2 separate regions of the Homo sapiens genome follow, and region 2 is linked to region 1. Evidence: read pairs that join two places in POLR2A ChIA-PET (ENCODE). Cell type or tissue: endothelial cell of umbilical vein. All regions are shown on one strand. Each heading gives the region's core, and the rest is flanking DNA. Links, peaks and the distances in the headings are about the cores only.

Region 1 (4,408 bases), core at 234-4,233:
TTTCAAAAATAAAAGTATAAAGAAAGAAGACGACTATCTTAGAAATCATTTGCAGTTTTACATATAATATACACAGAAGCAAATGGTACTTTTTCAGAAATCAAAAAAACAGAAAAGTCTTACTATTCTACATGATTTAGTGCCTACTTATATGTATCTCTATAATTTGGCAATGAAATAAGACCTTAACTATTCATTAAAGATTTTTCTGGCAGTTATATTAGCCAATCTATAGATTGTGATTATTTTAGTAGGTTTTACTAGCTCTTCAATATCAAGCAAATTTGAAAATTAATTTGTAGGCCATTTTTCTGAAGAGAAAAACATTCATCTAAAAATGGAATATTTAAAAATCAACGTATAATATTTTTACATAGTTTTATTTTTAAATTAAATGGTGGTTCTCTAATAAACAAAAGACCTAAATTTTATTTTAATACTACTAATAACTTAGGCCAACCACGGTGGCTCACGTTTGTAATCCCAGCACTTTGAGAGGCCGAGGCGGGTGGATTGCTTGAGCTCAGGTATTCGAGATCAGCCTGGGTAACATGAGGAAGCCCCATTTCTACAAAAGATATAAAAAAATAGCCCTGCATGGTAGTACACACCTGTAGTCCCAGCTACTTGGGTGGCTAAGGCAGGTGGATCGCTTGAGCCTGGGAGGTCAAGGCTGCACTGAGCCAAGATCATGATACTGCACTCCAGCCTGGGTGAAAAAGGGAGACCCTATCCCAAAAAAAAGCACTAAAACCCTAACTGAAGAAAGACAGATAAAAAAGTGTTTGTTTACTGCAACTATAACATTAAAAAGGACACTTGGGGAAAAGCCATCTTGAGAAACAAGGCTTGAAAAACAAATCATTCCTCAATACAGATGTATCATTTCAGAGAACACAGAATTTTCAAAATAAAATCCACAATCTGGCCGGCCATTGTGGCTCACGCCTGTAATCCCAGAACTTTGGGAGGCCGAGGCGGGCGGATCACGAGGTCAGGAGATGGAGACCATCCTGGCTAACAAGGTGAAACCCCATCTCTACTAAAAACAAAAAAAATTAGCTGGGCTTGGTGGCACGAGCCACCCAGCTACTCAGGAGGCTGAGGCAGGAGAATCGCTTGAACCTGGGAGGCGGAGGTTGCAGTGAGCCAAGATCGTGCCACTGCACTCCAGGCTGGCGGACAGAGCGAGACTCCATCTCAAAAAAATAATAATAAAATAAAAATAAAATCCACAATCTTAATTATTACAGCATTTTACACTTTATACGGTTTTAAGGGTTTAAAGATCCAAAAATTCAATTCATTTATTCTGGAAAGTCAAACTTCAAAAAGACAGGTGGGCAAAACAAATCTTATACTCTTACATCACATCTACTTAAATAATTGGTAATTTGTAAAAACTGAAGAGAAAAGATCAAAAAGTACTCTAACAAACACTGCCTATCAGCCCAACTCTTGCCATTCATTCATACTTCCATCTCAGGTAATTTCTGCCAATGGCCAAAAAAAACCTTAATTCCTTCTCATGGCAATGAGTTAGGCTGGCACCACTGGTTAGATGTTTATTATTATTATTGTTCATGCATGTGTGTGATGGTGTGGCATGATTTAGTTGGGGAGGAGGAGTACTACAAACTAACATAACGCTGAATTTTCTCTCAAGAGAAAAAACCTGCTCTGCTTTCACATTTACATCAGTGCATAATTAGTTGTTTAATTATAGCTTATGATTCAGATAAAGGCCCAGTTTCAGACTCTTTAAATATCATTGATTTTTCGAAGAAATCAAATAATCCATTGAGAAATTAAACTAACTTTTGAAATCATAGGATCATAATAAATGCTAATATCACTTCCTGGTTGGATGCCACTGTCCACTCGGACCTGGGAGAAAAAAAGAAAAAAAGAAAAGTAATTCATATTGTGTAGATATTTTTTTGTAACCACCAATTTCATTTCCATGGAGAAAATGGATAGAGAATTTCAATCTCAAATAACATTTCAACTTCTGGAAAATAGGAAAACAATCTAAAATCTTGATCCGTTAATATGTAATGCAACACATTTTTTGTTCTGCCACTGAATGACGAAACTAAAAAACAGCAAAAATAAAAAATAAAAAATGAAGACTTCCTACATCACTATGCCAGGATGCTGTGGCTCTCTGATGGTGTCTTCCAGCTGAAGCATGGCATGGACGATGCCCTTGCTAACTGCACTCCCTGCCAGACCCTTCTGAGCCCACCAGTGAGGCCCCTCGTCAAGCCTGGTCCTCAGCTCCATAGGAATGTGGGCCTGGGCCTTTCATGTCTGTAACACTTTCCTTTTCTGCCTCACCCTCTCAACTGTAAAACACTATTTTTCTGTTACTGTTGCTCCCCTGAGGCTTTCATGTTTACACAGCTTTTCCTATGGCTTTGCTTTGTAAAGCCCCAATTAGAGTTCTGATTTTGTGATTTTCTTGGGGTGGGGGGTAGGGGGATAGCACAAGTTCAAAATATTCTTTTGAAGAGGCTGATTGCTGTTAACCAGCCAACGAGTGAGTTAGTACATCACTGATTCTTGTTTTCATTTCCCAGTTTGATACCAGCAGCAAGGCACGGAGGTTAGCCATGCAAAACTTTAAAAATGAGCAGTTACTGAGGACAGAACATTTATTAAATTATTAGAAAGAAGTTTTGGAATCTGAAGTATTTAAAAGCTAATCAAAATACTTCAGACTGTCAGGCACATCCTAGGGGTCTTGAGGATGGAGGAACTGAATCAAAGCTGCTGGAACAGCAGGACTTTGATGCCCAACATTGTAAAGGGGTGGGAAGAGAAGAGCGGAAGCTCACGTAGCCTTCCACCTGTGGGAAGAAGCCTTCCTAATAAACAGCAGCTCATCTGTCTGCAGCAAGGCAGAAAAAGGTCAACACAGCGGCTGTTAGGCCTTTAATATTTTAATTTAGGCAATTATCAAGGGACCACATGTAGAACCTCTTGTCTAGGATATCCACATGAGGGTATAATGATGGCTTTATTATACGGTGACATCAGAAGACAAGCGATAGTTTCATTTTCTTAAAATTCACACTACTATTATTCTCTTTGTAAGGTTGTAAAAGGAACACTATAACATACCTGAAGGGCTTTTATTTCTGTATTTGCAAGCACAAACAAAAATATAGATATCTGTATTCGTATTCACATTCATATACAAAAATCTTAATTATAAACAAAAATCATTCAGCACACTTACGAAATATACTTGGCTTTCTATTTTCTGAAAACATATTTCAGGACATAAACTGATGTTCTATGAAATTCACAGTGTTGACAAAAACTAGAAAAAAATTAATGGAGCAGCTTTAAAAGCAATAAAATCACAATCTACCTTTTCCCCACATTAAAGAGCCCCAAAATGGCAACTAGTAAACGGGTTACATAACAGAAAATATATCTGTGAGTTTTCATTTTCTTAATTTTAGTACTAAAAAGTGAAAGAGCTAATTTGACCACTATGTCATCTTTAAAACCACAGCATGCTTGCTAATGCTGTGTTTACAAACGAGACTGATACAAGTTCTAAAACTTCTGACTTTAACTACATCCTATCATTTGCTACATAAACTGCTACAAAGCTAGGAAGAACTTAGATGTTCAACCCACAAATAAAATAACATAGACAATAAAGAATATTTATTATGTTCTTCTACAGTTCCTTACTTAAAACTTCAGTTGCCTTGAATAATATCATCCTATAAGGTGTTACCTACAGATCTTAATTAAATATAACTGTCTTTGTTATTTACTAATATTATGATCACAGAAGTTATGTCATCTTAACTTTAAAATACATACGATAAAATCAAGATATATATAAACACGTATCTTTGTATAAGCAAATCAGTATTCCCAATTAAAAACTGTACCACAGTATGAAAACTCTGCTTTATAATTTACTATTTATGCTGCTTTTTCCAAGTAATAATCAGCTATATTTTTATTTCTTAACAACCAATCTGAAGTCAGATCAAGTCTCCATTCCTTCAATGAAAGGCTATACAAATTTGCACTAAAAACTTTAAGAAAAAATTCAAATGAAATCAGAACCAAATTTCTGAGCAGAACAAAACTGTGGTCTGAAAATAACAAATTTACAAAACATGATGATCAAAAATAAAAAAGGAAATCTTCACCTCTGCCATATTAATAAATCTCAGGCTTAATGAAGCATGTGAAAAGTACAAACCATAAGTTAACTCTTAAGTATGCATTCTTGTGACCAAAAAAGGTAAGAGCCAAAAATTGTTTTCTAAGGTAAACTGACTGCTCTAGTTTTAATAAGACAAGGAAGAAAAACAAACAATAACAACCACAACAAAACACCCAAGCACCTCTGTACGAGATTCTCAAACCACTG
Region 2 (4,408 bases), core at 336-4,335, 130 kb before region 1:
TGTTTCTAAGATGTGTAGCTGTATTGATATGTCAGGAATGTAAAAAGGATATGGTTAATAATTACTCTTTCATTTCCTACTTCATTCGAAAAATACCAACCTCTACTTATTCTAAGTTATATATTTATATATCCTATATATCCTGAGAGTGTCATGTCACATGCAATGATTCTAGAGAAATCACATGTGTAAAGTACAAAATAATAATGACTTCAAACAGATGGGGGTGGGGGGAACATTTTTAAAACCTGTAAAACACTTTAGGACTGAAAACATAAGACAATTACTTCCCAATTCATTTGTGTACCAGCAAAGTACAGGCAAAAATGTATGCCGCTTTATTTTTCTAATTAAAATATTAATTTTACTATCTATAAACAGTTATTAGGATTAAAACTAAAGTTTATTCTTGGAGGGTGTGGGAGCTATTTTAATCTAAAAAAAACTGAAAAGAAAATAACATTTTTAACTTCCTCTCAAGTAGATATGAAAATCAACAATTTATTTTCTTCAAAACTGAAATTTAAGGTTACAATTTTAAAATTGATTCAAATTCTGTGTGGACAACCATTTGTATATATACTACAGATAGTTTCACAATCTGCAAACAGAATAACATCTCGTCCATCATATTCATGTGCTTGTGTAATATTTTATATTACATAGGCCCACTGGGCATTTTAAGTTATCACGTTTTATATATATATATATATATATATATATATATATATATATATATATATATATATAATTTAATACTCTAGTCATTTCACAACTAATCCATTTAATCTGGTATTCTTCAGTAAATAACATGAGATTCATGTGACACTATTCCAAATTTGTCTGCTTTAACATAGAAAATTAGTTCCACTTAGCTGAATATCAAAGACCTATTCAATATAGAATGCAGTGGTGCTACAATCAGCTCTGCACTGTTATTTATAATAAATTTATCTTCTTTTGAAAATATTTGAGCAAGAATATGAGAAATAGAAAGAAAAAAGTCTTCAAAGGTACAGCATGAATAGCTTCACATCACACAAATGCAGAAATTGTTAGACCTTAGCAGGATCTCAAGATATTTTCAAAAGTATTTAGCTACTCCTCAGGCCTGAAGGCAACCTGCTGTGAGCAGGTGGATAGAAGAAATCACGCCATACAAAGAAACAGGCCAACAGCAGTTAGTCGGCTCTGCTTGCAAATGTTCAAACAACGTGACTATGCACGATGAAAATCTAGTATGTAAAACGCTAACGACAAACAATACATTAAATCCCGGTACACAAACTACACTGTAAGAAATAGAGAACAGCAAAATTGAAGAACTTCTTTCAAGGTCAAAAAAATTACTTCACAGGAATATAGACATAGTAAAAAAATAAAATAAAATAAAAAACTTCTATTCATCCAGCAGGTTCCACACTACAAAGGTTCTGGGGTTTGTGAGGAAAACAGAGAGTGAGCTCACCATGGCCAGGACACAGCGAATCTTCTGTTTGTTTCATCACTTTAATTATATGCCACAGGCAGGAAATCATTCCACGTTTTAAAAATGGTTGTAATTTTTTAAATCTTCTAATGGGAAATTTAAAAAGTTTGTCAGCTAGATGATAAATTCATCTTCTGTTTAAAAATAAATTCAACTCATCTATTCCAAATTTTAAGAGATAAAAACCAAAACTGTGGTTGACATTAAGGGGGAATACTTTAAAAACCATTATGTAGAGTTTTCTCTATCTGTAAACACTCTCTGGTTTACAAAAAATTTTGCCTGTGAGTGGTCTAACCCAGTAACCACTAGCTACACGTAGCTACTGAGAACTTGAAATATGACTGGTGTGACTGAGGAGTTAAATTTTCAATTGTATTTAATGTTAATTTTAAAACTGAAGCAGTGTAATTTTCTGTTAAACCCAACTCCATTGTTTTGGTAGGACTACATTCCACTCTGACCGTTCCATTGTTTAAGATACTGTTGTATTAATGCCAATGTCTATGTTGTTTCTGGTATCACATTAGTAATTTTTAAAAGTCTTTCATGTTGAAATGACAACATTTGGGGTATTATTCTGTGAAAGGGCCATAAATGCAAAGCAGCCCCCAAATGCGGAGGGAGCCAAGAAACCAAAGAATAAGGCAAAGAAACTCAATTTGTTGGTAAAGGGTGTTTTCTTGGGGGAACTTACAGACAGAAGCGTGATCTCGGATGGCTGCAAGACAGGTATAACCCACTCTGTTACTGGCCAGACCCAGAGCTTATATGCCACAGGGAAAGGGTGTACGTGCTCTACAGAGGCAATTAAAGGCATCCTCCAGAACAGGTGGGAATGCTATGTGCGTCACTGCCTATAATTTGTGTGGTAAGATCAAGGCTGCTTTGTTCTTACACTAAAAACAGTAAATAAAATCAGAATCAGGAGGCATTCACGAGACTGGGGCTAATGAGAAATCAACATGGCTTTGCTGGGAGTGGTGGCTCAGGCCTATAATCCCAGCACTTTGGGAAGCAGAGGCGGGATGATCACTGGAGTCCAGGAGTTCTGGGCAACATAGTGTGCCCTCATCTCTACAAAAAATCAACAAAATTAATTGCATGTGGTGGCACAGGCCTGCAGTCCCACCTACTCAGAAGGCAGAGGCAGGAGGATCAGTTGAGTCTGGGAGGTTGAGGCTGCAGTGAGCCATACTGCACCACTGCACTCTAGCCTGGGCAACAGAGCAAGACCCTATCATTAAAAAAAAAGTAAAATAAAAAATAAATTACATTAAAACAACAAGGTTTGCCTTCAAGAAAAAAAAAACAACATGGTGCATTAGCAATTAAGATGGAATCACTTTTGTCTCCACAGGTACACTGGTTTAAATAAAATGTATTAGTAAAATTAATTCCACTTGTTTCATCTTTTTTAATATGACTACTAAGAAATTTTAAATGACAGTTGGGAACAATGGCTCACACCTGTAATTGCAGCACTTTGGGAGGCTGAGGCGGGCAGATAACTTGAAGTCGGGAGTTCAAGACCAGCCTGGCCAACATGGTAAAACCCCCTCTCTACTAAAAATACAAAAAATTAGCTGGGCATGGTGGCAGGTGCCTGTAGTCCCAGCTACTTGGGAGGCTGGGGCAGAAGAATTGCTTGAGTCTGGGAGGCGGAGGTTGCAGTGAACTGAGATTGTGCCACTGAACTCCAGCCTGGGCAACGGACTCCGTCTCAAACACAAAACAAAACAAAGAGCTAATTAATTAAAACAAAGAAATTTTAAATATGGCTTGTGTTAGCCTTCTATTAGATAAGGCTATTTAATAAACGTCATTACCAACTGACTACTTCGGCAATGAAAACAGAAACACTGGTAAAAAAAAAAACAAATAAACAAATAAATATAAAATAGTTATTTCATTTTCCTTAAATGATGATATTTGAAGAAAAGTTGGCTAAATTATTAGAGAAATTAATAGAAAAAGACTTTAAAATTCTGAAGAGAACTTTTAATTATTTTCAAGAGTTCTCAATGTTTATGCCCCTGGTTCTTTATCATTTCAAAATATGTGATTTCCTCCTCCCTTAGGTAATATATCACTAGCTCCATATTCAAAGTTATCCACAATGATTAGACTTTTTCCGAGAGTATGATTTTCTTGAAGTCAGAAAGGCAGCGTACTTAAAGCAGGTGCGGGTGGTTCTGTGGGAGTAAGAGCTGATATGACCTCACCCAGCAACGGACAGTGAGAAAGCCTAGGGCATGCACAAGCCTTTGAGAAAGAGAAAACCAGGAATAGCAGGAGGCAGACCCTTTCCTACACCTATTGATACTATCAATAGCTATCTACACTTGTCAATAGGTGATACTGTGGGCCTAAAACAGCCGAGGTGCTACCCAGAGCAAACAGAGGCCAACAGGAAAGAACCATGCTTGGTGAGCAAAGCGCCTCTGTGGGCAAGTCCTTGGGAGCCCTCTTGTTTCTTTTTGCTCTCACAGAAACCATGGTTATTCTGTATCAAGAGAGGTCCACCAGCCACACTAATGGAGTATGGATTTCGCAAATGTTGGGAGGTCAGGAACTAAAAAGAATCAGCAAAACATTCTATAATGTAAGATGACTGTCCACTTACCCATTCACCCACCCACACCTATTCATCCAATTATTGAGCATTTATATGCGCCGAGAAGTCAGCAGGGCAGTGGGAATTAAAAGTCAAATCCAAAAGGAAACAGGTGATTTAGATCAATTAAAAGAGGTTAATAACCTATGAAATTTATTATTCTAATGATAGCACTGAGGCAGGAGAATAGGGTCTGGAGGCAGGGAACCCAAGGCTGTTTCACGCCAACTTCCTAGAACTAAATTGAAAGGAAAATCCTAGCTTTCCACACCTAAGTAATAAAAGGACCAGGGGCTACTCCC

What was found. ChIA-PET counts read pairs that join two places held together with the same protein. Peaks named below come from ENCODE experiments on the same cell type or tissue, not always from the same donor. Only the 100,000 strongest peaks of a DNase experiment are listed, where the experiment ranks them.
Region 2: POLR2A ChIA-PET joins it to region 1 with 7 read pairs; 4 of 35 experiments call an interaction of 5 or more read pairs at or near these places.

Annotation. Positions count from the first base shown.
Region 1 is chr13:100,304,671-100,309,078 of GRCh38, reverse strand. It overlaps PCCA (propionyl-CoA carboxylase subunit alpha), which reads right to left. Exons shown (of 24, transcript NM_000282.4): 15 at 1,819-1,887. Among named protein-coding and RNA genes, the nearest start is that of PCCA-AS1, 170 kb to the left of the region's middle. In endothelial cell of umbilical vein, for the core only: no CTCF peak of the experiment used is centred there; no DNase peak of the experiment used is centred there.
Region 2 is chr13:100,436,499-100,440,906 of GRCh38, reverse strand. All of the region lies in intron 20 of PCCA (propionyl-CoA carboxylase subunit alpha), which reads right to left. Among named protein-coding and RNA genes, the nearest start is that of PCCA-AS1, 42 kb to the left of the region's middle. In endothelial cell of umbilical vein, for the core only: no CTCF peak of the experiment used is centred there; a DNase peak (open chromatin) is centred at 1,906.